Linked DNA regions of Homo sapiens: region 2 is linked to region 1. The links are chromatin loops, found by intact Hi-C in ENCODE. Cell type or tissue: PC-3. All regions are shown on one strand. Links, peaks and the distances in the headings refer to the core of each region. The heading gives the core; the rest is flanking DNA. Region 1 holds the start of OR2M4 (olfactory receptor family 2 subfamily M member 4). Region 2 holds the start of OR2M5 (olfactory receptor family 2 subfamily M member 5).

Region 1 (16,793 bases), core at 5,211-10,210:
CTGGCCCCAACAGGTAAAAGCAAACTCCCTGTTGTGGTAGTTATATATTGTTATAGAGAAAACAGAAAACAAGTTAATGGCCACATACCAAGTAGCAGGAGTTGTTATAATTGACTGCAGAAAAGACAGAATATTTGAGACAGCAGGTTTTATTGGATTTACCCTCTGGTTAAGTTGATGATAGCCCACAGTCATATTCTAATATCCATCTGACTTCTGCACAGGCTGCAATGATGAACTCAATGAGATGTGATTGTTATCACTGCTTCACCTGTTTTTATGTCTTTGAAAGTAGCATTAATCTCTGCAACTCCCCTAGGGAGACACATTGCTTCTAGTTTACTGTCTTGGCAGAAAGGTGAAGTTCCAGGTGGTTTCATTTTGCCTTTTGCATTATAATATCCCTCATCCCATGGGTCAAATTCTCAACTTCAGGATTCTACCAGTATGATATTTACTAAATATGCTTATCCCAATTATACATTCAGGAACTGGGGAAATAGCAACAGGGTGGTTCTGTGGACCAACAAGTCTCACCGTGAATCAGACGTGAGATACAACTCCATGTATCCCCTGACCATCATAAGTCTCTACTTTGACTGGTCAACCACAATGATGTTTTGACATACCAGAAATTAGCATCATTCAGAGCTGGCGTTTAGTAATCCTTCAAAATTGTGGCTACTTTCTTCCCCTAATGTATGGTTACTCTAGTAAATGGCCTCAGGCCATGTTGGGAAAAGCTCAAAGACAGTAACTTACCCATATCAACTCATCTATACCCATCTAGTGTTATATTTTTCTCTATTTGGTTTGCCATCCTGAGAGTTTATTCACACACACGTTGCCTAGCTACCTGCTTCACACAATATTGCAATGATTTTAGTGCATTAACTACTTTCTCTTAGATCATAGTGTGAGCTTATCTCTTGGAACATGTTGAAATTTGACTCTAGTTATGTGTCTAGTGTCAACAAGGGGTGATTGTGTTAGGCCCTAAGGATGATGATAGTTTACCTTCAATGGCCTTCCCAACAGGTATTGCATGTTTTCCAACTAAGGAAGGCTACTCAGATATCAGAGGGCAAGCTGCTTTCACTGGAAAAGGAGTGTCTTTGTCCAGCTGGGCTGCTGGATAACAAAATACCATAAACTGGGTAGCTTATAAACAACAGAAATGTAAACCTTGCAGTTCTGGAGGAAGGTGCTGGCAGATTTGGTGTCTTTTGAGGGTGTGCTTCCTAGTTCACACTCAGAGCCTTCTTGCTCTATCTTCACATGGTAGAAGAGACAGCTAGTTCTCTTGTGTCTCTTTTATACATGTGCAAATGCCAATCATGAGTTCTCCTCGTTCATGATCTAATCAACTCCTCCCAAATACACATCCTATTACCGTCATCTTGGGGGTTAGAATTTTGACAAGAATTTTGTGAGGACACAGGCATTCAGACTATAGCAGGTGGATTAAAATGACTTGGGATTTCAGGATTGTCAGTTATACCTTAGTATAACCAAATGTCTCTATTCAATTTTTAGGCTGTGAATCTGTCTGATCTTGGGCTTCTTTTGGTTGTTAGGCTATTAATTATTGCTGCAATTTCAGAAAATGTTATTGGTCTATTCAAGGATTTGACCTCTTCCTGGTTTATTCTGGGGGGTGTTCCTGTGTCCAGGAATGTATCCATTTCTTCTAGATTTTCTAGTTTATTTGCATAGAGGTGTTTACAGTATTCTCTGATGGTAGTGTGTATTTCTGTGGGATCAGTGGTGATATCTCTTTTACTACTTTTTATTGTGTCTATTTGACTCTTCTCTCTTTTCTTCTTTATTAGTTTGGCTAGTGGTCTATCTATTTTGTTAATCTTTTCAAAAAACCAGTTCCTAGAGTCATTGATTCTTTTGAAGGATTTTTTGTCTCTATCTCCTTCAGTTCTGCTCTGATCTATTTCTTGTCTTCTGCTAGCTTTTGTATTAGTTTGCTCTTGCTTCTCTAGTTTTTTTTTTTAATTTTGATGTTTGTGTGTTGATTGTAAATCTTTCTTGATTTCTGATGTGGGCATTTAGTGCTATAAATTTCCCTCTAAACACTGCTTTAGCTATGTTCCAGAGGTTCTGGTACATTGTCTCTCTGTTCTCATTGGTTTCAAAAAGCTTCTTTATTTCTGCCTTAATTTCATTGTTTACCCAGTAGTCATTCAGGAGCAGGTTGTTCAGTTTTCATGCAGCAGTGTGGTTTTGAGTGAGTTTCCTAATCTTGAATTCTAATTTGATTGCACTGTTGTCTGAGAGCCTGTTTGTTACAATTTTCATTCTTTTTGCATTTGATGAGGAGTGTTTTACTTCCAGTTACATAGTCGATTTTAGAATAAGTGTTATGTGGCACTGAGAAGAATGTATATTCTGTTGATTTGGGGTTGAGAGTTCTGTAGATGTCTGTCAGGTCTACTTGGTCCAGAGCTGAGTTCAAATCCTGAATATCCTTGTTAATTTTCTGTCTTGTGGATCTGTCTAATATTGACAGTAGGGTGTTAAAGTCTCCCACTATTATTGTCTGGGAGTCTAAGTCTCTTTGTAGGTATCTAAGAACTTGCTTTATCAATCTGGGTGCTCCTGTATTGCATGCATTTATATTTAGAATATTAGCTCTTCTTATTGCATCGATCCCTTTACCATTATGTAATGCCCTCCTTTGTCTTTTTTGAACTTCGCGGGTTTAAAGTCTTTTTTTATCAGAGACTAGGATTGCAACCCCTGCTTTTTATGCTTTCCATTTGCTTGGTAAATATTCCTCCATCCCTTTATTTTGAGCCCATGTGTGTCTTTGCATGTGAGATGGGTCTCCTGAATACAGCACACTGATGGTTCTTGACTCTTTAACCAGTTTGCTCATCTGTTTCTTTTAATTGGGGCATTTTCATTTTTTCCCACTTAACTTGCACACAAAAAACATGTGGCTAGAATGAATTTAATTGTTGTTGTATCTTTGCAATTTACAAAATTAAATTTTATGTTTTGTTTCAGGCAACATTGTAAATAGATACTTCTGGTGCTAACATGGAAGCTGTCTGATTTTCCAGTCATGAACTGAAGTGCAAGTTAATGGAGCTGAGCTTGTCATTTTCCCTCTAGACATACATATGCAAACTTAAAAGAATCCAATACACATAACTGTCCTTACAGTCATTATTACTGCCCTCAGGGTCAGGTCCAGTAGCCATCTAAGTGTCCAATGCAAGTGCTCCATTGGCATTTTATTACAATAAACCATGAGTGATATCTTGATTAATTGTGATGCCACTGCACGCCATGAATTACTAGTATCCCATTTCCCATTGAAAAGGAGCTAACCATCATGCTTAATCCTGAAGCCATGACCAAAACAATCTCTAAACTGCATCTTTCTGGACAAGCAATATGAAATTCTCACACCAGTTAGAATGGCAATCATTAAAAAGTCAGGAAACAACAGGTGCTGGAGAGGATGTGGAGAAATAGGAACACTTTTACACTGTTGGTGGGACTGTAAACTAGTTCAACCATTGTGGAAGTCAGTGTGGCGATTCCTCAGGGATCTAGAACTAGAAATACCATTTGACCCAGCCATCCCATTACTGGGTATATACCCAAATGACTATAAATCATGCTGCTATAAAGACACATGCACACGTATGTTTATTGCGGCATTATTCACAATAGCAAAGACTTGGAACCAACCCAAATGTCCAACAATGATAGACTGGATTAAGAAAATGTGGCACATATACACCATGGAATACTATGCAGCCATAAAAAATGATGAGTTCATGTCCTTTGTAGGGACATGGATGAAATTGGAAACCATCATTCTCAGTAAACTATCGCAAGAACAAAAAACCAAACACCGCATATTCTCACTCATAGGTGGGAATTGAACAATGAGATCACATGGACACAGGAAGGGGAATATCACACTCTGGGGACTGTGGTGGGGTCGGGGGAGGGGGGAGGGATAGCATTGGGAGATATACCTAATGCTAGATGACACGTTAGTGGGTGCAGCGCACCAGCATGGCACATGTATACATATGTAACTAACCTGCACAATGTGCACATGTACCCTAAAACTTAAAGTATAATAATAATAATAAAAAAAGAAAAAAAAAAAAAAAAAGAAATTCTCAGGAGGGCAAGTAATCAGCAACCCATAGCCTGTGTATGCAATTAGAGACCTTCAGAGGACACAAACCACACAGTCAAAGGTGGGAGGCTGGGGCCTTGCTGAAGAAACACTGATTGGCCTGAACCTTTGGGCCATAGGCAGCTGCATACAATGCACACCAGGATTTGCCACGAGAGTCTGGGCAGGTGGCTGCATACAGAAAATATGGGGATTTGACAAGAGAGTTCACTTCCTACAGGTGCCAGCATGAAGAAGGTGTGCAGCCTTGCAGAGGGAGTCTGGATAGACAGCTGTGCCTGGGCCACATAGAGCTCTGTCCTCCATGTTCAGAGGACTGCAGAAGTCTTAACCCTAAACCCAGATTACAAGATTGTTCAGTGACTGCATTCTGTGCCTGAAGCTAGAGCAGGATCTGCAGAATATTCTCATATTCACAACACAAAAGTCCCTGGGCTACACAGAAACACCCAGTCTCTTCCTCCTGCAAGGAACCATAAGTGCCCTATACTGAGAAAACTTAATATTATACTCATTTTAAAGCAATTTTAATGAAATTCCATATTACAGAGTTTATTTTGAAAGGGGCATGAAGAGCAGAAATGAAATACATTGACAATTGATGAAGGTGACTCAGAAAGAAAGATTTGTTCAAAAATTTGACATGCTAAGCTTCAGAGTATCCTTCAAATTCTATCTGTGGCCCCAGACACAGTACACAATCATTCCCATAGGAAAAAAACTTTAAAAGTTTACAAAGTTTGACATGTCATAACGGATGTGTTATGATTTTCTCTGTCTATAAAAAAAAAGAAATCAGAGCTTCACTAAATTATGTGGTACTCAAATTCAGAGTCAAGGAAACAATTTGACACATGTTGGTGGAACAGCTAGAGGCATAGGCAAAGTAAAACTAAACAATTAGAAGCCAAGGGAATGGAGATGTAACATGCAAACTCACACACATAACATAAGATTGCAGGAAAAACTGTAAATATAAGCTTGGATAAGGTGAACCATTAGAAGATAAAGCTGCCAAAGGCTGACTTTTAAGATGTAGTTACGTAAGTTTAAAATAAAGTCCCATAAAATTACAGAGAAACATTTTAGTTGGGCAAATGTTAATAAGAAATTCAGTCCAGCTATTTTAATAAAACATAAAATGCAATGTAAAATGAAATAAAATTATCAATGATAGATATTTCATAATGAAAAAGTAGTAACAATTAAAGAAAGGACCCAACTATAAACTTGTAAGAACTAAGAAGTTTATTTTCAACATGAAATCCTCAAATTGTTAGAAATGGAAGGAAATATTGGTACTTCCACATTATGTTTTTAACTTTTATTTTAGGTCGGGGTACATGCGCAGCTTTTTATATCGGTAAATTTTGTGTTATGGGAGTTTGATGTACAGGTTATTTCATCACCCAGTTAATACATATATTACCTGAAAGGACGTTATTTGACCCTCAACCTCCCTCCTAGCTTCCACACTCATTTGTGTCCACATGTATTCTATGTTTAGCTCCCACATATAAGTGAGAACATGCAATATTTGGTTTTCAGTTCCTCTGTTAGTTCACTTAGGATAATGGCATCCAGCTCCTTCCATGTTGCTGCAAAGGATATGATCTCATTCTTTTTTATGGTTGTGTAGTATTATATGGTATATATGTACCAAATTTTCTTTATGCAGTCTACCATTGATGAGTATCTAAGTTTATTCAATATCTTTGTTATTGTGAATAGTGCTGCAATGAACATACATGTGCAGGTGACTTTATGGCCAAATGAGTTATATTCCTTTGAGTACATACACAGTAACGGGATTGCTGGGTCAAATGGTAGTTCTGTTTTAAGTTGTTTGAGAAATCACCAAACTCCTTTCCACAATGGCTGAACTAATTTACATTCCCACCAGCAGTGTGTAAGTACTCCCTTTTCTCTACAATCTCACCAGCATGTGTTATGTATAGACTTTTTAATAATAGTTGTTTTGACTGGTGTGAGATGATATCTCTTTGTGGTTTTTATTTGCATTTCTGTAATGATTATTGATGTTGAGCATGTTTTCATATGCTTGTTGGCAACACTTATGTCTTCTTTCGTAAAATGTCTATTTTTATCCTTTGCCAACTTTTAATGGAGTTGTTTTTTGCTTGTTAATTTGTTTGTTATAATACTTATAAATACTGTATATTAGACTTTGTTGAATGCATAGTTTTCAAATGTTTTCTTCCTTTCTGTAGTTTGTCTATTAACTCCGTTAATAGTTTCTTTTGCTGTCCAGAAGGTCTTTAGTTTAATGGAGTCCCATTTGTCAATTTTTGATTATGTACAATTGCTTTTGGTATGTTCCTCAGGAAATATTTGCCAGGGCTTCTGTCCAAAATGGTATTTCCTAGGATATTTTTCAGAGTACTAATCATTTTAGGTTCTACATTTAAGTCTTTAATCCGCCTTGAGTTTATTTGTGTATAATGGTGCAAAAAGGGTCCAGTATCAGTCTTCTGCATATGGCTAGCCAGCTATGCCAGCACCACTTATTGAATAGGGTGTCCTTTCCTGATTGCTTGTTTCTGTTGACTTTTTTGAAGATCAGATGGTTGTAGGTGCAACTTTATTTCTGGGCTCTATATACTGTTCCATTGATCTATACGTCTTTTTTTTTTTTTTTTTGGTAGCAGTTATTATGCTATTTTGGTTACTGTAGCCTTGTAGTATAGTTTAAAATCAGGTGATGTGATACCTCCAGATTTTCTCATTTTGCTTAAGGTTACTATTGCTATTTGAGCTTTTTGGTTCCATATAAATTTTAGAATTTTTTTTTTTTTTTCAGATTTTCACTCTTGTCACCCAGGCTGGAGTGCAATGGCACAATCTTGGCTCACTGCAATCTCTATCTCCAGGGTTCAAGAGATTTTCCTGCCTCAGCCTCCTGAGTAGCTGAGATTACAGGTGCACACCACCACACCTGGCTAATTTGTTTTTAGTTTTTAGTAGAGATGGGGTTTTGCCATGTTGTCTGGGCTGGTCTCCAACTCCTGACCTCAGGTGATCTGCCCACCTTGGCCTCCCAAAATCCTGGGATTACAGGCGTGAGCCACTGCACCTGGCACAATGTTTTTTTCTAATTCTGTGAAGAATGTCATCAGTAGTTTAATAGGAATAGCATTAAATCTGTAAATTACTTTGAGCAGTATGACCATTTAAACTATATTGATTCTTCCTATTCATAAGCATGGAATGTTTTTCCATTTGTTTATATCATCTCTGATTTCTTTCAGCAGTGTCGTAATTTTTGTTGTAGATTTCTTTTACCTCTCTGGCTAGCTGTATTTTATTCTTTTTGTGGCTATTGTGAATGGAACTGTACTCATGATTTGGCTCTTAGCTGGGGCATTATTGGTTTATAGAAATGCTGCTAATGTATGTACATTGATTTTGTACCCTGAAACATTGTTGAAGTTGTTTATGGGAACAATAAACTTTTGGGGAGAGACTATGGGGTATTCTAAGTATAGAATCATATCATCTGCAAACAGAGACAACTTGGCTTCCTCTTTTCCCATTTAGATGCCTTTTATTTCTCTCTTGCCTGATTGCTGTGACTAGGAATTCTAGTTCTATGTTGAATAGCAGTGGTGATAGAGGGCATCCATGTCTTGTGCTGGTTTTCAAGGAGAATGCTTCCTGCTTTTGCCCATTCAGTATGATGTTGCCTGTGCATTTGTCATAGATGGATATTATAATTTTGAATTATGTTCCTTCAATGTCAGTTTGTTGATGATGTTTGTCATAAAGAATGTTGAATTTTATCAAAAGCCTTTTCTGCATCTATTGAAATGATTATATGCTTTCTGCTTTCAGTTCTGTTTATGTGATGAATCACATTTATTGATTTGCGTATGTTTAACCAACTGCACATTCCTGGAATAAAGCCTACTTGATTGTGGTGGATTAGCTGGATTCAGTTTGCTAGTATTTTGTTGAAGATGTTTGCATTCATTTTCATCAAGGATATCATCCTAAAGTTTTCTTTTTGTATGTGTGTCTCCCTCAGGTTTTGGTATCAGAATAATGCTGTCCTGAAACAATGAATTAGGGACCATTCCCCTCTCTTCAATATTTTGGAATAGTTTCAGTAAGAATGGTACCAGCTCTTCTTTATGCATCTGGTAGAATTTGGCTGTGAATCAAATCTGGGCATGGGACTTTTCTATTTGGTAGGCTGTTTATCACTGACTCAACTTTTGGAGCTCGGTATTGGTCTGTTCGGGGTTTCCATTTCTTCCTGGTTCAATTTTGAGAGGTCGTATGTTTTCAGGAATTTATCCATTTCTTGTAAGTTTTCTAATTTATATGCATAGAGGTGTTCATAATAGTCTCTGAGGGATTTTTGTATTTCTGTGGGGTCAGTGATATTATCCCCTTTGTGATTTCTTATTTTGTTTATTTGAATCTTCTCAAATTTTTCCTTATTAGTCTAGCTAATGGTCTATCAATCTCATTTGTTATTTCAAAAAACTAATTCATGGATTTCTTGATATTTTGTATGTTTTTTTAAAATATCAGTATCATTCAGTTCAGCACTGATTTTATTTCTTGTGTTTTGCTTGCTTTGGGATACTTTGCTCTTGTTTTTCTACTTGCTGTAGGTGTAATGTTAGGTTTTTAATTTGAGATCTCTTTAACTTTTTTGATGTGGAAGTTCAGCATTATAAAATTTATTCTTAATGCTGCTGTGTCCCAGAGATTATGGTATATTGTACCTTTGTTTTCATTACTTTCAAAGAATTTCTTGCTTTCTGCCTTAATTTCATTGCTTACCCAAAAGTCATTCAGGAGTTTAATTTCCATGTGATAGTATGTTTTGAGTGATTTTCTAAATATTAGTTTATGTTTTTATTTTTCTGTGGTCCAACAGTATGATTGGTATGACTTCAGTTTTTTGCAGTTTGGTGAGAATTATATTATGACTAATTATGTCATCAAGTTTTAAAGTATGTGGCATGTGCAGATGAGAAGAATGTATATTATGTTTCTTTGGCTGGAGAGTTGTGTAGATGTGTGTTAGGTCTATTTGGCCAAGTATTGAGTTCAGATCCCAGGTATCTTTGTTAATTTCCTGGCTTGAATACTGTCAGTGGGGAGTCAATGTCTCCCAGTATCATTGTATGTTCATCTACATCTCTTCATATGTCTCTAACTATTTGTTTTATAAATCTGTGTACTCCTGTATAGATTGTGTAATATTTAACGTAGATAGGTCCTCTTGTTGAATTAAACCCTTCATCATTATGTAATGCACTTCTTTGTGTTTTTTTATCTTTCTTGGTTTACAGACTGTTTTGTCTGAAATTGGAGTAGATGTTCCCCACTAACAGTAGTTAGAGACATATGAAGGGATGTAGATAAACATGTGCAGATGAGAATAATGTATATACTGTTTTTTTTTTGGTTACAGAGTTCCGTAGATGTGTGTTAGGTATATTAGGCCAGGGGTTGAGTACAGATCCCAGGCTCTCCTCTTTTTTTCTGTTTGTTTGGTAGACTTTTCTCCATTCCTTTATTTTGAGCCTATGGGTGCCATTAAGTGATGTTTGTCTCTTGAAGACAGCATACATTGGGTTTTACTTCTTTATCCAACTTAACACTTTGTGTCTTTAAATTGGGGCACTTAGCTTATTTACATTCAAAGTTAATATTGATATCTGCAGATTTGATCCTGTCATCACATTGTTAACTTGTTATTATGCAGACTCGATTGTGTAGTTGCTTTATAGTTTTAGTGGTCTATGTACTTGTGTGCATTTTCATGGTCTTTCATTTCCATATTTAGCAGTCCTTTAATTATTTCTTGTAAGACAGGTCTCATGGTAACAAATTTTCTTAGTGTTTGCTTGTCTGAAATGACTCTTATTTTCTTCATGTATGCAGTTTAGTTTGGCTGGATATGAAATTCTTGCTGGGAATTCCTTTTCTTTATGTATACCAAATATAGGCCCCAAACTTTTCCGGCTGATAAGGTTTTTGCCGAGAGGTCTTCTGTTAGCCTTATGGAGTTCCCTTTGTAGGTGACCCACCCCTTCTGTCTGGCTGCCTTTAACATTTTTTATTTCATTTTGAATTTGGAGAATATGATAACTATATGTCTTGAGGATGGTCATCTTGTATAGTATCATGCAGGGGTTCTCTGAATATCCTAAATTTGAATATTGGCCTCTCTAGTATGATTGGGGAAATTTATATAGATGATATTATTAAATATTTTTTCCAGTTGCTTGCTTTCTCTCCCTCTTTTTCATGAATGTCAATGATTTGTGGATTTGATCTCTTTACATAATCCTATATTTCACAGAGGTTTTGTTCACTATTTTTTATTATTTTTTCTTTATTTTTGTCAACCAGTTTTTGTGCTCTGAGATTCTTTCCTCAGCTTCATCAGTTCCGCAGTTAATACTTGAGATTGTATCATGAAATTCTGGGAGTAAGTTTTATAGCTCTATCAGATCAATTTGTTCTTTCTTAAAATTACCACTTCATCTTTTCATTCCTATATCATTGTATTGTGTTCCTTAGATTCTTTGAATTGGGTGTTGATTTTCTCCTGAATCTCAATGGTCTCCATTCCTATCCATATTTTATGTCTGTCATTTCAGCCATTTCAACATGCTTAAGAACCATAGCTAGGGTGTTAATGCAGTCATTTTGAGACAAGAAGACACTCTGGCATTTTTTAGTTGCCAGAGTTCTTATACTGTTTTTTGTTTGTTTGTTTGTTTTTCCAGTCTGGTTGGGCTCATGTTCCCTTAGTCTTTGAAGCTGCTGTCCTTTGGATGGTGTTTGTTTTTTTTTTTTTTTTTTTTTTTGCTTTGATCTTCTTTGATGTCCTTGGGAGTTTGATTGTGGTACATGGTGGGTTCAATGATATGGCTTTGTTTCTGGAAGCTTTTAGGGGCCAAGTTTCAATGGAGTACCTTTGGGCTGTGTGTTCTAACTCTGGGGGTCTGGAGCTGGACCCTAGCTTTGATCTCTGGCCTTTTGATGTTAGAAACCTACCGCACTGGAGGGGCTTAGGTGCTTCTTGTCTACTGGCACAACACTCCAATGGTGCATGCTGGCCAAAGCACTTAGTTAGGGTGGTAGCATTGGGATTAGTTCTTGCTCGCATGTATCAGCATTTTTGGTAGTGCAGTGGGAGGCATGAACATCAACTGGGGCAGGATATCAGCAGAAGCAGGGTGGCAGTGCTCCTGTACGTGCTCATGCTGGTTGTGGCAGAGTGGGGGTGAGGCTGCTGGTATTCAGACTTGCACTTGCTCTGATTGTCATGACAGAGGTGCAGTGCGGTAACTGTGCATTTTCAGAGCTAGGGAACCAGCAGGAGCAGGGCAGTGGTGTCTGTGCACTTTCACAGTGGCTTTTGTGGCAGATAAGTGGTGGTGGGCCTCTGGCAGTGGTGGGGGTTGCTAGCATCAGTGCACACAGATGTGTTAGTGGTAGGGGTGCAACAGGCTGTCTGTGCATCTGTGAATACTAGGAGGCAGGGTACACTCATGCTGGTAGAGTGGGGTGGCAGGGAGTACATGCATACCTGTGCCTGCAAGGGATGGGAGATGAATTCCCTTAGAAAGCAGTGGGCGTGTCCCAGCAAAGCAGTAGCGGAAGGCTTCAGCTGGGGGAGCTATAGGTCAGCTGGTGCATGTCTGTAGGGCCAGTCCGCAGGAGCTCTCTGACAGGAGCAGTCTGTGGCAAGGTGGTGACGATGAAAGCCCCCAGGAAGCACATATGTTGGGCATCCAAAGCTGTGCTGCAAGCAGGCATGGCCAGGCTGGGGACCCAGAAGAGGCTGGCAGATGAAGAGCCTTCAGATTAGACTGGCCCTGTCCCACAGGCAAGACCAATCTGCTCTGTCCAGTTCTGACAGTCGCCCAAAGCCTTATAGAAGAGCCTGGTGAGCCTGGGGGGATGGGCATCCCTGGCTGTGATCCACTGCAGTCACTTCAATGCCAAACTGTCTGGGCTTTACGCAGGATGGAGTCCTGCCCCTGTCATCTCTCTAAGTAGCTCTCCTTGCAGCTCAAGTATCTTTGAGAATCATAGAGTCTTGTGCTGCCAGAATTCTGGAGATCCACGTTGAAAGCTGGCTACTCTTCACCTGTTCAACTCATGCCTTCCCCAGGAGTTGCATGCAAGGCTTAAAACCTAGATGATGGCCAGGCATGGTGGCTCACACCCATAATCCCAGCACTTTGGGAGGCTGGATCACAAGGTCAGGAGATCAAGACCATCCTGGCCAACATGGTGAAATCACATCTCTACTAAAATACCAAAAAAAAAAAAAAATTAGCCAGGCATGGTGGCATGCATCTGTAGTCCCAGCTACTCGGGAGGCTGAGGCAGGGGAATCGCTTGAACCCGGGAGGCGGAGGTTGCAGTGAGCCGAGATCGTGCCACTCCACTCCAGCCTGGCAACAGAGCGAGACTCCGTCTCAAAAAAATAATAATAATAAATAAAAATAAATAAATTTTAAACAAGTCTAGATGATGGGTTGATGTGTGCAGCAAACTACCATGGCACATGTAACAAACTTGCATGTTCTGCACACGTATCCCAGAACTTAAATTAAACTTTAAAAAAAGTCATTGCTGCAGACAAATGAAAGCTTTTGAGAGTGGAGAGAAGCAAGACCAAATGTAGACTTGTTTTGAATTAGTATAGTGAATTTACTGGAAAATGCAAAGGATATATCTTAAAGATATAGGCCACATACAAGTCTTTAGTGCCCCTTTAAATTGTCAATCACATGCTTGCATACGTTTAGGCATCTAAGAGCTTATTTACATTTATATCAGCTTAAGCATTTGGTGTTTTTTTGTTTTTGTTTTTGTTTTTGTTTTTTTGACGGAGTCTCACTCTGCCACCAGGCTGGAGTACAGTGGCGCGATCTCGGCTCACTGCAACCTCCACCTCCCGAGTTCAAGCGAGTCTCCTGCCTCAGCCTCCTGAGAAGCTGGGACTATAGGCACGTGCCACCAAGCCCGGCTAATTTTTTTTTTTTTCTGTATTTTAAGTAGAGATGGTGTTTCACCGTGTTAGCCAGGATGGTCTCCATCTCCTGACCTTGTGATCCGTCTGCCTTGGACTTCCAAAGTGCTGGGATTACAGGCATGAAGCACTGCACCCGGCCCAGCTTAAGTATTTGATACAATATACTAGAAATAAGTTAAAAATGTTAACACAATTGAGAAGGCAGGTTGACAGATTTCATTTACTTTGTAATAAATATTCCCTGTTTTAATTTTAATCGCATTTTAATAATCTGTAAAGATTTAAGTTTCTCATTAACACAATTTACTTCCTAAAGAAAGGTAGGCAGCCATTTATGACTTTATAGCAAGTAAAGAATGACAGTATTGGCAAAAAGTAACTAGAGCCTTGGGGTCCACATGGATTTTGTTTCCTAGGAGAAATTCTGAAAGAAGGCATGCCATCTATAATTGATGTCAGGGGATTTAACATTTTGTGGAGGTATAGAATTTAAGGTCCATGATGCTGTAGGGTGGATAGGCCTTCGGACAAGTGGGTCATTTGGACTACTGGAGTTGCTGCTTTTGAATCTTTTCTAGAAGAGAAAGAAGAAAAGGTTGTAATACAGCTCAGGCAGTGATTATTATATTCCAGAGTATAAAGAACCCAGAACTGATTTGGCGAATTTTCCCCTTGATCACCACCTGTGAGTAAGACATATAACACTCTTTAAAAGAAAAAAAATTCCGTTATGTCTTGTGCTGACCTTATATGACTTTATTGAGGAAAATCACGAGTTCATGTGCATTAAAAAGCTTTTGGAACACTATACAGAATCACACAAGTGTAAGCCTTCCTCAACCTGATTATTACAATTAGGTAGTTCTTCACAACTACCTAATTGTGGAGTATCCTGGAAATGTCCTCATTTCTCCTGCAATCCTGGACTCTCTTTCTGTTTCATACTAAAAATGAAGGAAAAGAAGAAAGAGAGACATAGTATTCTTAATGGTTATTTTAATTTATTGAATATTTATTGAAGCTTTATGAGAAACATAACTATCTTCTACCTGGTGGATCTACACCTCAACATGAATTTACAAAAACAATCATATACCAAGTGGTGTCTATCTACTGCTTCAAACATACATGAAAATTTGGACTTAAAAATTTTCTACATACCACCCAGTGTAAATTTTTAGTTTAGAAATTATTGGGGAAGTGATTCACTCCCACAAAGTACCCAGTTTTCTTATTTGTGTTCTTAATTTTTCATGAAATATACTAATTCATAAAATTCTGACAATCAATGTTATAAAGACGAAGTAAAGAAAAATTTAATAAAATCTGATTTAGTTAAATTCCACAGTGTGTGAGACATTCTTGAAATCTGGACACATTGAATATGCTACAATATGTGGTTGGAAATCTTCAGGTTGGTAAAAATCACAAGGTCTAGGGAAAAGCTGGACTCAGTGGGGTTGAGCTTCTTTCCAAAGACTTTGTGCCCACTTAGATCTCTTCATAGTTTATGTGGTTTCTCCTTCTCTGATCGCCATTAATATTCCAAAATTTCTTATCACTTCAGGCCCTCTTAATATTATTTTGTTTTCTTTTTATTTCTATTTTAGCTCTAATTTTAGCACTTATTTTCCTCATATGCCTTCACCTCTCTTCCAGACACTTAATTCTTCCTCTCACTTAGTCAAGTGCCTTCTATCATTTTCCTCATTCTTCTCCATTTTTCATTAATAATTGGCATAAAATCATATGGAAGAATCAAAATAGTTCTAGCAATGTGAGGATTTTACAATTTCATGTGACATTGTAACGCAATTCTATTCTTAAAATGGAAGAGCAAAGAAAGGTACTGCTCCTTCTTTATGTTGATACCTTCAAAATGAGGCTAGATTTTGTATTCATTTAGAGAGGCATCAATATTTTTATATATTCTTGTAGGAAATTTGGATTCCCTCTACATCTCTGCAGGATTAAAATAAAAGAAGTACCTAGAACATAGTAATCATACAAATGAATGAATGTGTCACCAGCTGAGGAGTTATTCTCTAGTTCAACATTTGCTATATCTTGTTATTTATCACATTCTTCTATTTCTAAACGTTAAAATGGATAATGTAAATTTTATTTTGGAATATTGACATAACAGTTTAATTTAGTTAAGATAAAATAAAGCCATGTTACTTTTTGTGTGTCATGAACATAAGTAAAGGGGTCTCTGTTATTTAGTTTTCCTGCTTTAAAAGGGATTTTACCATTAATTATAATCAGCAGAAGTTCATTTAGAGTACCAAGATATAAACAGAACATTTCCTGGGGAAGGTGTTAGCAGCAAAAGGATTTCAAACTAGTTTTCACTTTATAAATAAAGTGTTGTGATAGGCATATGCCACATACCATTAAGATGTAACAGAATCTGCTCTGGCCTTAAGGGTGTATAATACTTGGTTTGATGTACAAATTTGAATATATAGCTTGCTGATATGAAGTAGGAAAGCTTGCTATATGTCTACTTATGGGATGAGTCATGGATACATCCAAGAAAAAAGAGGAGATAATTGGATTTCTTTATAATTTCATTGAATTCCACAGAATAAATTTGAAAACTACTACCTGCTTAGTATTTCTTAGTGGAATAAAAAATAAACACCAAGGATAAACACTCACAATGGTAAATAATCTTCAGAAAATAGTCAGTATCAAAAAAAATTATATGAGTATGCAAAAATATTGATGTTTCTATACAGCTAAATACATTTTGAAAAATAGTAGTAGGAAATAACAACAAAGACATTTCATCATTTCAAGCTTTGAAATCTGGAAATTCAAAAAAAATTTGGTGGCAGTTATGTATATCAGGCAGAAATAACAGCAGGACTAGCTTTGGATTGAGTTTTATTTGGGATATAATTAATTTGGGACTCCAGGGTACTGTTTTACAATATGATGTTTTAGAGCCATGTTTGAAAAAAAGGCGGGGGAGGGGCTAGAGATAATAATTGAGAGCTTTTTACAAAGACCTGATGGTTGATTTTATTTCCACCATCTTCTTCTTCCACTGTTATTGCCTGGGGTTTTACCCTGGCTCCCTTGGATAAAGAAGGTGTTTGCTCCATGATCTTCGGGCTCGCAGATCTAACCTGTTCAAAGCATCAAATGTGCAATGTCCAAGATATTTTCTCAATGCAAAATCATTTTACTTCACTTCACATCTTTAGTCCACAACATAAATTTCCTCTTTGATATTTGCTTAATTAGAAACAAAATTGAAATGTATTTAAATACTCTGATTCTTTATATTTCTCCAGATGCATTTCTTGTAGTGCTCCCTGCTCCACACAACTACATCCTGAGTTCTGCCCATCTTGAACTGGGCTGAGTCAAATATTTTTTTTTTTTAATTTGTATTTTATTATAGGTTCCAGGATACATGTGCAGAACATGCGGGTTTGTTACATAGGTAAATGTGTGCCATGGTGGTTTGCTGCACCTATCAACCCGTCACCTAGGTATTAAGCCTCACATGCATTAAGTATTAGTCCTGATGCTTTCTGTCCCCTCAACCCCCTTAACAGGCCCCAG
Region 2 (16,793 bases), core at 5,953-10,952, 85 kb before region 1:
AATAAAATACTAGCAAACTAAATCCAGCAGCACATCAAAAAGCTTATACACCCCAATCGAGCTGGCTTCATCTCTGGGATGCAAGGCTGGTTCAATATATGCAAATCAATAAATGTAACCCATCATATAAACAGAGCCAAAGGCAAAAACCACATGATTCTTTCAATAGATGCAGAAAAGTCCTTTGATAAAATTCAACATTCCTTCATATTAAAAACTCTCAATAAACTAGGTATTGATGAAACATATCTCAAAATTATAAGTGCTATTTGTGACAAAGCCATAGGCAATATTATACTGAATCACAAAAGCTGTAAGCATTCCTGTTGAACACCGGCACAAGACAAGCATGCCCTCTCTCACCATTCCTATTCAATACAGTTTTGGAAGTTCTGGCTAGGGCAATCAGGCAATATATTTTTAAAAAGTATTCAAATAAAAAGAGAGGAAGTCAAATTGCCTTTTTGCAAGTGACATGATTCTATATTTAGACAACTCCATCATCTCAGCCCAAAAACAACTTAAGCTGACAAACAGCTTCAGTAAAATCTTAGGATACAAAATCAATGTGCAAAAATCACAAGCATTCCTATATACCAGCAATAGTCAAGCAGAGAGCCTGATCATGAATTAACTACCATTCTCAATTGCTACAAAGAGAATAAAATACCTAGGAATACAGCTAACAAGGGATGTGAAGGACCTCTCAAGGAGGACTACAAACCACGGCTCAAGGAAATAAGAGCGGACACAAAGAAATGGAAAAACATTCCATTCTTATGGATAGGAAGAATCAATATCATGTAAATGGCCATACTGCCCAAAGTAATTTATAGATTTAATGTTACTCCCTTCAAACTACATTGACATTCTTCACAGAATTAGAAAATACTTCTTTAAATTTTACATGGAATCAAAAAAGAGCCTGTATAGCTAAGAAAATCCTAAACAAAAAGAACAACCTAGAGGCATCATGCTACTTGACTTCAAACTACACTACAAGGCTACGGTAACCAAAACAGCATGGTGCTGGTACCAAAACAGACATATAGGCCAATAGAACAAAAGAGAAAATTCAGAAATAACACCGTATATCTACAGTCATCTAATTTTTGACAAATCTGACAAAAATAAGCAATGGGGAAATTATTCCCTTTTTAATAAATATTGCTGGGAAAACAGGCTAACCATATGCAGAAAACTGAAACTAGATCCCCCTCCTTACACATTATACAAAAATTAAGATAGATTGAAGACTTAAATATAAAACCCAAAAACATAAAATCACTAGAAGAAAACATAAGCAATACCATTCAGGACATAGTCATGGGAAAACACTTCATCACAAAAACACCAAAAGCAATTGCAACAAACCCAAAATTGACAAATCGGATCTAATTAAACTGAAGAGCTTCTGCACAGCCAAATAAACTAGCATCAGAGTGAAGAGGCAACCTACAGAATGGGAGAAAAATTTGCAGTCTACCCATCTCTCACAGTTCTAATATCCAGAATCTATAAGGAATATAAATGTACAAGTCAAAACCAAACAACTTCATCAAAAAGTGGGCAAAGCATATGAACAGACACTTCTCAAAAGAAGACATTTATGCAGGCAACAAACATATGAAAAAGAGCTCATCATCAGTGATTATTAGAGAAATGCAAATCACAACGAGACACCATCTCACGTCAGTCAGAATGGCGATTATTAAAAAGTCAAGAAATGTAATAAAGGAAGGTAACAACCCCATCTTTCAGGTTATAGGAAGAACCATAGGTCTAACTTCTGCTGTCATCTGACCCCACATTATAAAGCCTATTTAAAGTATGAAGTGGGTTATATTGAGTTAGCTATCAAAAAGAGTGAGATTTCATTCTATCTTTGCAAGCAGTTTGGTGAGTTGCCTGTGATGAATATTACATTCTCCTGTAATACTTACTCAATAATTAAATTGTTTTATTTTCTTCTAAATTTATGAAGAGGATTCTTGGGTTTTGAGGAGAGTTTGTTTTTAAGCATATTTCTCTAGCAAAGTACAAAAACTCAAGTTGCACAAGTAAATTTTATGGAGTACTAGGAGGTGAAAATGCTGTAAAAATAAAACAAGATAGGGAAATAAAATTCATTATGTTTTGAAATTTTAAATGGAGTTTTCTGAGAAAGCATGGTTGAGGGGTTGATAGTTGAACACTGCTCACATAGCATGAGATCGAGAGCAGGTAGAGCCCCTAGTCTTAACTCTATAGGAGAGGAGAGGATCAAGTGCAAATAGTAACCTGTGTGTGAGTTAAAGAAAAAAAAAGTCAGTGATGCATGTTGAAGCATAGTAAGGAAGGTTTTATTCAAAAACATTGTGAGACAATATACAGGAATAATTCAGGGTGGTTGCAGAACAATATAAAAATCTAGGAAGAAGTTTTGCATGACTAGCAAAATTCATGCAAAACTCAGTTATTGCTTGTGAAAAGTCAATTATTGCTTTGCTTGAGTTTATAAATTATTCACTAAAAACAGCCTCAGGAAAACAGGACATTCAACAGAGATAAAAGAAAATACATCAACCAGCAACCCTAAAAATGGGCCAACCAGTCCAATAACAACATCTTGAAGGTGTACACAAGGTCACAAAGCATTGACCAAGAAAGCAATAATTAGCTGCCTTTTTAAGACTGTACACATTTTACAATAATGTTTTTATTATTTCCCCTAATTTCTCTTAAAATCTCCTGAACCAGAGGCACAACTCAGAAAGGCAGTCTTTGAATGCCGTTTAATGGCTCCTCTAGGTTGTTCGCTTCTCAAATAAAGGTAACTTTTTTTTTAAACACCAAACCCTGTGTCTTCAGTTTGTGGCTTTCAGACTACAAGTGGTCCAGACCTAAGTTTGGCTAAAAGAGTAGTGTAAACCCAAAATAAATTCTAAGCCCCCAACTGACTGATGAATCTGCCTCTCAGCCAAGAACATTCCAAAGTAAACTTCAAATTGTTGTTCAGGCCATAATGGAAAGAGGGTGGAGGCTGAACATGCTTTATCCCTTATAAACTTCTCCCTTTGGAATTCAGGTACTACTGACCAACATCAACCATTAAAACAGATATACGTCTACAATAAAAACAGTAAAACATTGGTGCCATAAATTGACTATGATACACAAAAAAGTAAAAATATTCCTTGTTGATGGATTTTAAGAATCAATATTGTTAAAACGTCTATACTACACAAAGCAATTTACAGATTCAAACTAATCTCTATCAAAATACTAATAACATTCTTCAAAAAATAGAAAAAATTCTAAAATGCATATGGAATCCTAAAAGACCTAGAATACCCAAAGCAATCTTGAGCAAAAAGAAAAAAACTGGAGGAATCACATTGCCTGACTTAAAATTATACTAAGGAGCTATAGTAACAGAAACAGCATGATACTGACATTAAAAACAAACACATAGACTAATAGCATGGAAGAGAGAACCAGGAAGCAAATCCATACAGGGAAGTAATTTTTGACAAAGATACCAAGAACATATATTGGGAAAATATAGTCTGTTCAATAAAATGGTGCTGGGAAAACTGAATATCCTTATGAAGAAGAATGAAACTAGACACCTGTTTCTTGGCTTATACAAAAATCAAAATGTTTTAAAGCCTTTAATCTAAGACCTCAAACTATGAAACGACTAACAGCAAACATTGGGGAAACTCCCCAGGACATTGGACTGGGCAAAGATTTCTTGAGCAATTCTCTGGAGGCACAGCCAGTCAAAGCAAATGTGGATAAATGGAATCAAATTAAGTTAAAAAGCATCTGCAGCACAAAGAAAACAATCAACAAAGTAAAGAGACAATCCACAGAATGGGAGAAAATATTTTAAAACCACCCATCTAACAAGAAATTAGTAACCAGAATATATAAGGGGCTCAAACAACTCTATAGGAAAAAGTCTAATAATCCTTTTTTTTTTGTAGTTTACATTATGTAGTGATCTTTTTTATTCCTACTAGTTTTTGCTTTTTATTATTATTATACTTTAAGTTTTAGGGTACATGTGCACAACGTGCGGGTTTGTTACATATGTATACATGTGCCATGTTGATGTGCTGCACCCATTAACTCGTCATATAGCATTAGGTATATCTCCTAATGCTATCCCTCCCCCCTCCCCCCACCCCACAACAGTCCCTGGTGTGTCATCTATTTTTAAAATGGGCAAAAGACGGGAATAGACTTTCTCCAAAGAAGACACACAAATGGCAAACTGGTATATCAACAGTAAAAAATACTATACTTAAAAAGTTAAAAATATTATAGAATTTTCCTATGATCCAACAATTTCACTTCTGGGTACATACTCCAAAAATCTGTAAGGAGGCTCCAGTCCTCAGGGGGCTCCAGGCCTCAGGTGGCTCCAGTCCTCAGGGGGCTCCAGTCCTCAGGGGGCTCCAGGCCTCAGGCGGCTCCAGCCCTCAGTGGGGCGCTGCACAACCCGCGATCCGCGTGGCTCCATCTGAGTCCCTGGTTAGGCTCCCTTGGTCCCTGCGTTCCCTCGCCTCCCTCGCCTGTCCTCTTCCTCAGTCCCACCCAGCACGGCACCAAGGTGAGAGGAGCCCCGCTGGAAAGGAAGCATGTGGACTCCGGGTTCAGCACCTCCTCCAGAAGCACAGGACGTGCGACCTTCAGCCTTTGCGCCCACCTCCGCGCCACCAGCCCAGCAGTAGCTGGGAACGGAGCTGTCCCCCTCCAGTCTCCTCCCGCCTCAGCACCGAGCAAATTCTGTGCAGCTAAGAGAATAAACGCATGCGGAAGAGAAGGCGTTTTCAGAAACTAGTTTCCAAACAACAGATCCAGCTTGTACTTCCGATGCACGGTCGCAGGCCTTTCTCCTCAAAGGACTTCATCTATAACATCCTCACCATTAAATAAAGACAGGTCTTGTCTACTCTAGGGCAGGATGGGTAGGTCTGTGAACGTTTTCTGAAAGAATGTGATGAGAAAATTCGAGAAGAGCGTGAAGAAATCAAACACAAAACTGGCAGAACAGGATGAGGCATTTGTGAAGTTCACGCTTGGGGAAATAATGTGACGCTCTGGCGCTGGCTCTTACGTTTCATGACTCACACATTCTGCATTTGCCGCTGCCTTATTCCTTGCTGACTTATTGCAAAGGGTCCCAATTTTGTCCTGACACAATGCCAGGATCCCTCGGTGAATACAGGTTTTTGCAAGCTTTTGACAATGGCAACCACTCTCAGGCCCTAGCAACTGGTTTGGGACATTTCCCCGATCTCAGCACCACTTAATGTGGACCTTTGCTACCTATATTAATACAGTTTTGGCTCCTTATTTTAATATGTTTGAAAAGGATTAAAGGGGGATATTCTAAAACATATCCTTCGCTGGTTGTGTAAATGAAACTAGAATGACAATGCAGAGGAAGTTAGTGTGATTTTAATTGTGTGGTACAACCAGTACATAACCAGTTATTAAAAATTGAGAAAGTAATCCCAGGACAATCTGAAGCAAATAGCCACAGCACTTCTTGAGAAATAGTGAAGGGGGAAGCCATTCCTGTATTCCAGGAGTTCTTGGGCATTCAGAATGGGTTTGTGATTTTTTTAAGTGTTTTATTTTTTCTATCAGTCTTTTAAACACATGTTTATTACGGCATTTTTTCCAGTATATTATTGTTTTACCTCTTTGGTAGTACTGGAATTTAGTTTAAAGAATAGAACATTTACTCCCTCGAAAAAAGAAAGAAACAAGTGAGGGTATTTAACAAAAAATGCAGGTTTTATTATGTCTAGAGGCAAAGAACAAAGAACATACATTCAGGTTATGTGCACACAGACTTCTACTAATTTCTAATATTTTATTTATTATTTTATTTTTATATTTTAAATGTTATTTTTGAGATGGAGTCTTGCACAGTCACCCAGGCTGGAATGCCATGGCATGATCTCAGCTCACTGCAACCTCCACTTCTCAAGTTGAAGTGATTCTCCTGCCTTAACCTCCTGAGCAGCTGGGATTACAGGTCTGTGCCACCACGCTGGCAAAGTTTTGTGTTTTGAGTTTAGAAAGAGTTTCACCATTTTGGTCAGGCTAGTCTCAAACTCCTAAACTGAAGTGATCCATCAGCCTCAGCCTCCCAAAGTCCTAAGATTACAGGCATGAGGATCCGTACATGGCCTGTAATATTTTATTTTAAGCTGGTGATGGGTACATTGGTGTTTTGTTTTATACATTATCTTCCACTGAAATATTTATGAAGATACAAAATAACTATCGTTGTAATTGAGGCTATGAACAATTTAAGGAAAACAATACAATTATCAGTAAAAGCAGGATATCATTCAATACAATTCAGTGAACATTTATTGAACAAAGCATTGGTAAAAGAGATAAAATGGGATTTTGCTAATGTGCTGAATCTATCTACCTAAGCCTCAGACAAACACTATATCTAATGGAGAACCATAATTGCTAAAGGCTTAAGGTACTCATTAATATTATTCTTCAACATTTTAACAATATACATTTTAATCAATGAAGTAAGGAAAAATAGATTAATTTGGAAAGCGATCTAAAGTTGTTCAGCCGTTGTATACAGGCATTTTTCTATGCAATAAGAAATACAAAAATAAAAATAGCATTCTTGGATTCAAGGCCTATAAGCAACAATTAATAGATTTCTATATATTAACTAAAAGAAATAGAAGAAATAATACACACAATATTCCATACGCTAGAGCAACAAAAAAGAAAATTCCCATGAACATTTTATTTTATAATAATAACTTTTACAGAAAATATATACAGTAGTTTTAAGGGATAGAAAGCATATTAAGGAACATACATATAGAATTAGAATTATGTAGGGAACCTCAAGATGTTAAAAGTGCCAGTTCTACCCAAGCATATCTTGCTTTGATGATGGAGCAGAAGGAACAGTGAAGAGAAACCATAGAAGAGGAAGGATATTAGCCCTGAACGCCCTGACTGCCATTCTCTAGCTCTGCGACTGAAGTCAATTTACTTAAGCTTCTGCCCTCAGTTTCACATGTAAAAAAAATGACAGTATAATTAAAGATATTATATTATAATATATACATGTGTCTAATAGGGGTATCTGGCATACACAATGGTTGTAGGTATTATGTGAGTTTACAGTTTTGTTTTGTTTTTTTTTAACCACAGTGCCAGTTATACAGAAAGCACTTGGTGTGTTTCACCTCATCATGTGAGAGAGAGGGAGAAGTTTCAGAAAGTTTCCACTGATCTACAGGGAAGGGGGCATAATTATCTTTGTAGTATTTTCAAGAAAAGGAAGCTAATTTGGCTTCATGTCCTAAGAGAGGAGATAGAAGGAAATACAAACTTTGATAAAGACAAGGGAATGGATTCCCCAAGGGCTAAAAATTTAAGTTTTTGTCCTTTCATTCATTTGTTAATAACAATAAAGATTCCAACTGTATGTTAGGTGCTTTTTTCCTAATGATGGAAACATAAAAACATGTCAGATATTCATATATTTTTGCCTTTTTAGGAACCTACAATCTTACTGAAAATACACATTATTCAGATAAGTACTAAGATGTAAGTTAACCAAGCGCAAACAAGACTGGGTATAAGCTAGTGCTGAAATTTCTGCTGAATGTGCTGATGATTGATTTCATTTCTTATGTCATTTTTGGGCCGAGAATTTTTTCAATTTTATTCTATTTTATCTGTACAATATGACTTTGAGAAATGTGGTACAACCTGAGGCAGAAGGAGTGGTTACCTGTCCCAGCTTATCAATGTGAAAGATTGGATAAAATCCATTATTTTTGTTTTTTCATGTCCTGGCATTCTAGATTTGTAAAAGATATTGATAGTGAATGGGAGTCAGAGGAGAAAAGTAGCAGATGAGAGTGGGACATGATTTGAAAGTTTTGGCCACATTCTCTTTTCTTTTAATAATTGTAGCTCATGCAGGATGAGAACTCCTAAACCAAAAATCTAATATCCAAACTACTCCCAAATCGGAATCTTTTTGAGTGCTGACATGAGACTGTGTCACTCTTGCTTTCTGATGGTTCAGTGTACACAAACTTTCTCCTTTACACAAAATTATTTTAAAATATGGCATAAAATTACCTTCAGGCTATGTGTATAAGGTATACATAGAACATAAGTTAATTTTGTCTCCACTCTTGGGTTCCATTCCCAGGACATCTCCTTATACATATGCAAATATTTCAAAGTGTGAGAAAAATCTGCAATCTGCAACACATCTGGTCCCAAGCATTTTGGATAAGGAATCCTCAACCTGTATTAATGAATGCTTACATCTGTCATGTGCTCCTCTAAGACATTTACACCTATCATTTAAATATGTTTTTAAACTTGAAGTATACAAAAATGTTTATTTACAACAAATATGTTGGATATACATTTTGTAAAATGCTTTAAAATATTACCAGTGCTTTTGAAACACAGCTTATCTCTCTGTGATCATGTAACCTTTCAGGCCAATTTTGTAGGTAATCATTATTCCAGTATTGCTGTGCTTTATAATAGATTTTTATATGTGTGTTTAAATTACTCATAATAGGATTCATGAAGTCATTCCCTGTGATCTACTTTGTTCATTCAACATTCTATTTGTGAGACTCATCAATGCTACTTCCTGTAGTTTTGGTTATAAATTCCATTTTCAGTGTGCATGCAGGGAGCGGTTTTATATTACAAATAAAGTTGCTATGCTCATTTTTGCTAATATGAGAAATTTGTTGTTTTCTTTTGTTTCCTGATCATTCCTCTTACAAAAGGGTTAATTATTATTACAAAAGTGTAAAGTCAGTTTAGCAACTACAGTGGATTACACATGCTGTCTGACAATATTTCAGAACTGCTTTATTTCTTTTTTTAATAAAATTTTGTCCACTCAATGTCTCCTTTCCATCATCTAACTCAGTAACTTCTCAATTTCTGAACATGATTTTCATGGTTTCTGTGTTATATTGCTCTGGGAATGTGCACAGTATCACACTGTCATGAATTATGACCAGGATTTTCATAAGTTCTGTGTTATATTGCTCTGGACATGTGCACAGTATCACAGTGTCATGAAATCTGATGACTCCTCTTCCAGATGTAATAAGGTTAATGTATAAAAAGACACTGGAAAAAACTAAATGTATGCACGATCTTTTTACAAAATGATGGAGTTAATTACAACAGATACAATGTGGATTAGATAAAATAAATAAAAATAGAAGCATGATATTACAACTAAGGAAAATAAATACTTGGAAGGCTATGTCTAGAGTTCAAAATGTTGTACATCATTATGTGAACACTCTTGAGATGTTGATAGATATTCTGAAAAAAATTGAAATCAATATGTCATAGTTTCAGATCCATTCTGAAAAAGCTGCTTTTTATTTTCCTCCTAGTACAGTGCTGCAACTCAAATGTCCTGCTGTGTTTGGCAGTGAATAGTCCTGCACAAATTAGAGTTGCAAAAAATATTTCACCACAAACCCATTTTTATAAGAATACAAACACATCTTGGATAGCTTACACTGAGCTTCAGAATTTGGTCTCATATTCTTAGTGCCTAAAAGTAAGCACAATCTGTCATATGTATCTTACTAACTTCGAAGAAATCTCTAATTTTCTCACAAGTAACAACTATTTCTCTTTCTAGAATTTTATTGAATAAATATTCATATGAATCTTAATATAGAAGGTACAAGGCAATGTAGTGCTCAATATTTTCAATTTTATCACTTATAAATTGTTATAAATTTGTGATATATCTTGCCACAGTCTCTGTGACAGGACAAACTCAATGAAGACAATTTTAACACATGGGTATGAAGGGAATTTTGAGGCAATGAAGGGAGGTGAAAAAATACAACACAAATAAGAGTGAGTTTATATAAATTCAGCCTAAGCTAATGTAACTGAGAAAAGTCAGAGGGATATGTGGATTTACATTCGTTATTCAATTGTTTTAATGCTTCATCATTCAGTGGAGTTTAAAACATATGTGGTAAAAATGTCTAAATGATCGAGTAGAATTATTCAACATTTTATTTCAATTTAGTGACTGGGAAGGAATGATTCTCAAATGTAAAGAACACTTTGCCAACTTAAAAAGAAACATAGGAACAAGCTAACTTGACCAGATAGCTTCCTTCTTGGAGTAATATTGCAGACCTACTTAAAGAAAAATTATGATGGAAATTTGAGTCAATACAGTTTTGTTTGCATAAATTAGTGTATTACAACAGTTGACAAGATCAAGGCAACTGGGAATACTATGGTATGATGCTCACAATAGGTGGTTCCATAAAGTAAGTTGAGATGAGTTATTTTCCTGAAGTGAATTCAGCCAATACGTACTGGGAATTATTGAGGCAATATAAAGTCTTTTCTCCTGATTGACCTTAAAAGCGCACCTCCTCCTGAGGACAAAACAAGGGAACTCTGTGGTAGGAAACCCTCAACACTAAAGATCCCAGAGATGCCCATTTCTCATTCTGAAGACATTGACTGGACCTGGATCTGAGCTACCACTAATCAGCTTTATCCAACTTCTTGATAACTATTTGTTTTAAAACCCGAATGGAGGAAAGTTGCATCCTGTTTCTCTCTTCATACTGATTGAGAAAAATGATTTGTTTTTCTTTTAAAAATTGCTATTCTATTTCATGAGAGTCCCATAAGGAGGTTCCCTCTCTATCTTCCCAGCACTGAAGAGATATTTTTTGGTAGGTTTGTATTCTCAGGTCACAGTTGTTGTTGAATTAAAATTTAAACTACTTTTGAGTATTTTTTTTCTTTCTTACCCACAATATTATTCACAATTTATTTAAATAAATAAAACTCAAAAAAGTATACTTTACTACCTCATATTTAAAAAATTGTATTTCAACCCATCAGGCCGAATTCAAGATTCCATCTCCTCTGCAGATTTCTTCTAACTCCTTTGTTGCTCCTAGATTATTCAGCTTCCATTATTGCTGATTTTAGTCCCTTCAGTAAAATGTGATGCATGAATAAGCATAAAAAGTGCATTTCTGTCAAATGAGTCTACTCAACAGGCTTGTCTTTCTGTTTATGACATCATTTTTTATTGTCTGGAATAATTTTCCTTCACAAATTGGCTTTGCTGATACATGTAGAATTATCTCATAGAATAAAATCTAAATGCCACAACATGCAAGAAATATAACTCTAAATTAGAAAACCCTATGTTTTCCCAAAATCTTCTAATTATTGCATATCATTTTGTGGAATGCATATATGGATAAACCTTTCCTGTGATCTGGTCTCTTTCTCACTTCCTCAGAGTCTTTGCGAAATGCCACTAGACATGTGAGGTTTCCCTTGACTACGCTGCTCAAAGTTGAACGTGCTCTTGCAATTCGAACACCTTTCTTTGACTTGCTTTTCTCTGAAGCGTTTATCCTCTTGTGACATAAAGTGGGTTATATGTCATCATCTGGCCTCACTCCCTGTGACCTGTGTGGGCACGGGCCTTCTTTGTTCTGATTATTGTGGTAGCCCCAGTGCTCAACACATAGCCAGGCTTCATAAGCATGTTTCGAAAGCATGCATCTCATGCTTTTCTGAAATTCCGTTTTTCTTTGTACTTATTCTTCAGAGGAGATATTGGGTGTATTAGTTCCCTAGGAATGAGAATACAGAGTATCACAAACTGGTTACCTAAAACAACAGAAATTTGTTCTCTCACAGTTCTGCAGGCTAGAAATCTGAAATCAAGTTGTCAGCAGGGTTGGTTATTTCTGAAGGCTCTAAGAGGAGGAATCTTTCCCATTACTTTCTCCCAGGTTCTTGTGATAACTAACAGTTTTTGGCATTTCTTGGTTTGCAGATGCACCACTCCAATCCCTGCCTCCCCCATCACATGGTATCCTCAGTGCCTCAGTCTTCACATGGCCGCCCTCTGATCAGAACATGAGTCATATTGGATTAGAGAGGCGCGCTCTGCTCCAATATGACCTCACCTTAACTAATTACAGTCTTTATGTTTTTCCAAACAAGCTCACATCCTGAATATCCTTTTGACAAAAAAAATATAATTCAATCCATAACACAGGGCTATAGAAAAAAGGGCCTAGGTTTTAGATTTGAATAATTGAAAATCCTTTCGGTGTATCCACTTAGTGTATAGAAAACTCACTATGAGGAGTAGATCAAATACTCTAAACTGTAAAGTAATAGGCAACCAAACAGTTTCTGTTAACACTGGTAGAAAAGTGCCTACTATAATGTGAACAAAGACACAAATTTACTTTCAATTTCTACTATTGTGTTGGTCACATGCTGACTAAAGCTGAATTGCTGTATCAACGTATCTGTAAAAGACTTCTGATTTCTAAGGAAGTATCTGTTTGCTTTGGAGACATATTCTTTTTGGAAAAACTCCATCAATAATGTATTGAATATTGTTATTCTAATATTTCAGTTGAGAAAAAGGACACTCGGAAGAGAAACTTAGGACAGGCTCCATAATTTTATCAGTGAGGCAGTGCTGAAAGAACACATTTTGTTCTGATTCTATACTTTTTGAACTTTTAGTTTCTTACTTCTGGTCATACTGTATTGATCACTGACCTGCAAAATTTACCAAAATCACATGCTTTATAAGGTACTGGGTAAAGTTTTACCAAATCAATGAACTGGTTTTGTGTTACTAGGTAAAAAACATATTCATCATGGCATGGGAGAATCAGACCTTCAACTCTGACTTCATCCTCCTGGGAATCTTCAATCACAGCCCCACCCACACCTTCCTCTTCTTTCTGGTCCTGGCCATCTTTTCAGTGGCCTTCATGGGAAACTCTGTCATGGTTCTCCTCATCTACCTGGACACCCAGCTCCACACCCCCATGTACTTCCTCCTCAGTCAACTGTTCCTCATGGACCTCATGCTCATCTGCTCTACCGTACCCAAGATGGCCTTCAACTACTTGTCTGGCAGCAAGTCCATTTCTATGGCTGGTTGTGCCACACAAATTTTCTTCTATGTATCACTGCTTGGCTCCGAATGCTTTCTGTTGGCTGTTATGTCTTATGACCGCTATATTGCCATTTGCCACCCTCTAAGATACACCAATCTCATGAGACCCAAAATTTGTGGACTTATGACTGCCTTCTCCTGGATCCTGGGCTCTATGGATGCAATCATTGATGCTGTAGCGACATTTTCCTTCTCCTACTGTGGGTCTCGGGAAATAGCCCACTTCTTCTGTGACTTCCCTTCCCTACTAATCCTCTCATGCAATGACACATCAATATTTGAAAAGGTTCTTTTCATCTGCTGTATAGTAATGATTGTTTTTCCTGTTGCAATCATCATCGCTTCCTATGCTCGAGTTATTCTGGCTGTCATTCACATGGGATCTGGAGAGGGTCGTCGCAAAGCTTTTACTACCTGTTCCTCTCACCTCATGGTGGTGGGAATGTACTATGGAGCAGGTTTGTTCATGTACATACGGCCCACATCTGATCGCTCCCCTATGCAGGACAAGCTGGTGTCTGTATTCTACACCATCCTCACTCCCATGCTGAATCCCCTCATCTACAGCCTCCGCAACAAGGAGGTGACCAGAGCACTCAGGAAAGTGTTAGGAAAGGGCAAGTGTGGAGAGTGAGTACTTTGTAAACTTTATGCTTTGCTGTCTGCTAAATTCTTTTAACTGTCCCTTTTTTTCCATTAAGTCCTCAAAATAGCTTTCATTTTGTACATAAACGGGCACCTATATAATCTATTTCAGATAAACTATTTTAAATATTTCTTGTTTTATATTCAATTCAGTTGTTACTACAATATAAGGCATTTTCAATAATGACATTAAAGTTTTTTAAATTTTTTTATTTAAATAGGTTTTTGGGGAACAGATGGTGTTTGGTAACATGAATAAGTTCTTTGGTGATTTCTGAGATTTTTGTTCACCCATCACCCAAGCAGTGTTCGCTGTACTCAATGTGTATTCTTTAATCCCTCTTCACCCCCACCTTTTCTCCAGGTCCCCAAAGTCCAATGTATCATTCTTATGCCTTGGTGTCTCATAGCCTGGCTCCCAGATATGAGTGAGAATATTCAATGTCTGGTTTTCCATTTCTTCATTTCTTCACTTAGAATAATAGTCTCCTATTCTATCTTGGTTTCTGCAAAATGCTAATATTTTTTCCATTTTTTGGCTGATAGTATTCCATGGTGTATATATATATATATGCCGCCTTTTCTTTATTCACTTGTTGATTGATGAGCTTTTGGGTTGGTTCCATATTTTTGCAATTGCAAATTTTGGTGCTATAATCATGTGTGTGCAAATACTTTTTTTGTATAATGACTTCTTTTCCTTTGGGTATACACCTAGTAGTGGTGTTTCTGGATCAAATGGTAAATCTACCTTTAGTTGTTTATGGAATCTTCACAGTGTTTTCCATCTTCACAGTGTTTTCCATAGTGGTTGTACTAGTTTACATTCCCACCAAGAGTGTAAAAGTGTTCCCTTTTCAGCACATCCTGCCAACATTTTTTTTTGTTTGATTTTGGCCATTCTTGCAGGACTGAGGTGGTATCACATTGTGGTTTTCATTTGCATTTCCCTGATAATTAGTTATGTCCAGCATTTTTCCATATGCTTGTTGGCCATTTGTATATCTTCTTTTGAGAATGGTCTATTCATGTCCCTTAGCCCACTATTTGATGGAATTTTTTTTCTTGCTGATTTGTTGGAGTTCTTTGTAGATTCTGGAAATTATTCCTTCATCAAATGAATAGACTGTGAAGATTTTCTCCCACTCTGTGTGTTGTCTGTAACTCTCCTGATTATATCTTTTGCTGTGCTGAAGCTTTTTAGTTTAATTAAGTCACATCTAATTATTTTTGTTTTTGTCACATTTGCTTTTGGGTTCTTGGTCATGAAGTCTTTTCCTAAGCCAATGTCTACGAGGGTGTTTCCGATGTAATCTTCTATAATATTTATGGCATCAGGCCTTAGGTGTAAGTCCTTAATCCATCTTGAGTTGATTTTTGTATATGGTGAGAGATGAGGATCCACTTTCATTCTCCTACATGTGGCTTTTCAATTATTCCAGCACCATTTGTTGAATACCTTGTCCTTTCCCCACTTTATGTTTTGGTTTGCCTTGTTGAAGAACAGTTGGCTGTATTTGACTTTATTTCTGGGTTCTCTATTGAGTTTCATTGATCTATGTGCTTATTTTTATACCAGCACCATGTTGTTTTGATGACTATGGCTTTATAGTATAGTCTGAAGTCAGTTATTATGATGTCTCCAGATTTGTTCTTTTGCTTAGTGTTGCTTTGGCTATGCAGGCTCTTTTTTGGCTCTATATTCATTTCAGGATTGTTTCTTCTAGTTCTGTGAAGATTGATGGTGGCATTTTGATGGGAATTTCATGGAATTTATAGATTGCTTTTGGAAGTATTGTCATTTTCACACTACTGATTCCACCATCCCTGGGCATGAGATGTGTTTCCATTTGTGTGTATTGTCAATAATTTCTTTCAGCCATGTTTTGTAATGTTCACTGTAGAGGTCTTTCACGTCCCTGGTTAGGTATATTCCTAAGGTTTTTTGTTCTTGTTGTTATTGTTGTTTTTGCAGCTATTGTAAAAGGGATTGAGTTCCTGATTTGATTCTCAGCTTGTTCGCTGTTGGTGTACAGCAGAACTACTGATTTGTGTACATTAATTTGGTATCCTGAAACTTTGCTGAATTTATTTACCAGTTCTAGGAGCTTTTTGGATGCGTCTTTAGGGTTTTCTAGGTATACAATTATATCATCAGCAAACAGCAACAGTTCTACTTTCTTTTAACCAATTTGAATGCCCTTTATATCTTTCTCTTGTCTGATTGCTCTAGGTAGGACTTTCAGTACTATGTTGAATAGAAGTGGTGAAAATGGGCATCCTTTTCTTGTTCTAGTTCTCAGGGGAAATGCTTTTAACTTTTTTCCATTTGGTATAATGTTGGCTGTGAATTTGTCGTAGATAGCTTTGATTATCTTAAGTATGTCCCTTCTATGCTAATTTTGCTTAGGGTGTTAATTGTAAAGGGATGCTGCATTGTGTCAATTTTTTTGTGTGTGTCTATTGAGATAGATGATCATGTGATGTTTGTTTTTAATTCTGTTTACATGGTGTATCATATTTATTGACTTACTTATGTTAAGCCATCCCTCCATTCCTGGTATGAAACCTACTTGATCATGGTGGATTATCTTTTTGACATGCTGTTGGATTCAGTTTGGCCGTATTTTTGAGGATTTTTGCATCTATATTCATCAGGGATATTCATCTGTAGTTTTCTGTTTTTTGTTGTGTGCACCCCTGCTTTTGGTATTAGGGTGATAGTGACTTTATAGAATAATTTAGAGAGGATTCCCTCTTTATCTTTTGGAATAGTGTCAATAGGATTGGTACTAATTCTTCTTTGAATGTCTGATAGAATTCAGCTGTGAATCAGGTCCTGGACTTTTTTTGTGTAGGCAGTTTTTTTTTTTTTTAATTACCATTTCAGTCTCGCTGCTTGTTATTGGTCTGTTCAGAGATTCTATATCTTCTTTGTTTTAGATAGAATGGTTATATATTTCCAGGAATTTATCCATCTCCTCTAGGTTTCCCAGTTTATTCACATTAAGGTGTTTATAGTAGCCTTGAATACTCTTTTGTATTTCTGTGGAATCAGTTGTTATATCTCCCATTTCATTTCTAATTGAGCTTATTTGGATCTTCT

Evidence for each region. Hi-C counts contacts between places; a loop is a spot of excess contacts. Peaks named below come from ENCODE experiments on the same cell type or tissue, not always from the same donor. Only the 100,000 strongest peaks of a DNase experiment are listed, where the experiment ranks them.
Region 2: a loop joins it to region 1, with 9 times the contacts of the local background. A loop is called at or near these places in 1 of 110 quality-filtered maps.

Annotation. Positions count from the first base shown.
Region 1 is chr1:248,217,682-248,234,474 of GRCh38, forward strand. OR2M4 (olfactory receptor family 2 subfamily M member 4) reads left to right here and starts at 13,736. Exons shown (of 2, transcript NM_017504.2): 1 at 13,736-13,899. In PC-3, for the core only: no CTCF peak of the experiment used is centred there; no DNase peak of the experiment used is centred there.
Region 2 is chr1:248,132,411-248,149,203 of GRCh38, forward strand. OR2M5 (olfactory receptor family 2 subfamily M member 5) reads left to right here and starts at 12,738. Exons shown (of 1, transcript NM_001004690.1): 1 at 12,738-13,676. The coding sequence starts at 12,738. The coding sequence ends at 13,676. In PC-3, for the core only: no CTCF peak of the experiment used is centred there; a DNase peak (open chromatin) is centred at 8,651; H3K4me3 peaks cover 759 bases; H3K27ac peaks cover 2,369 bases.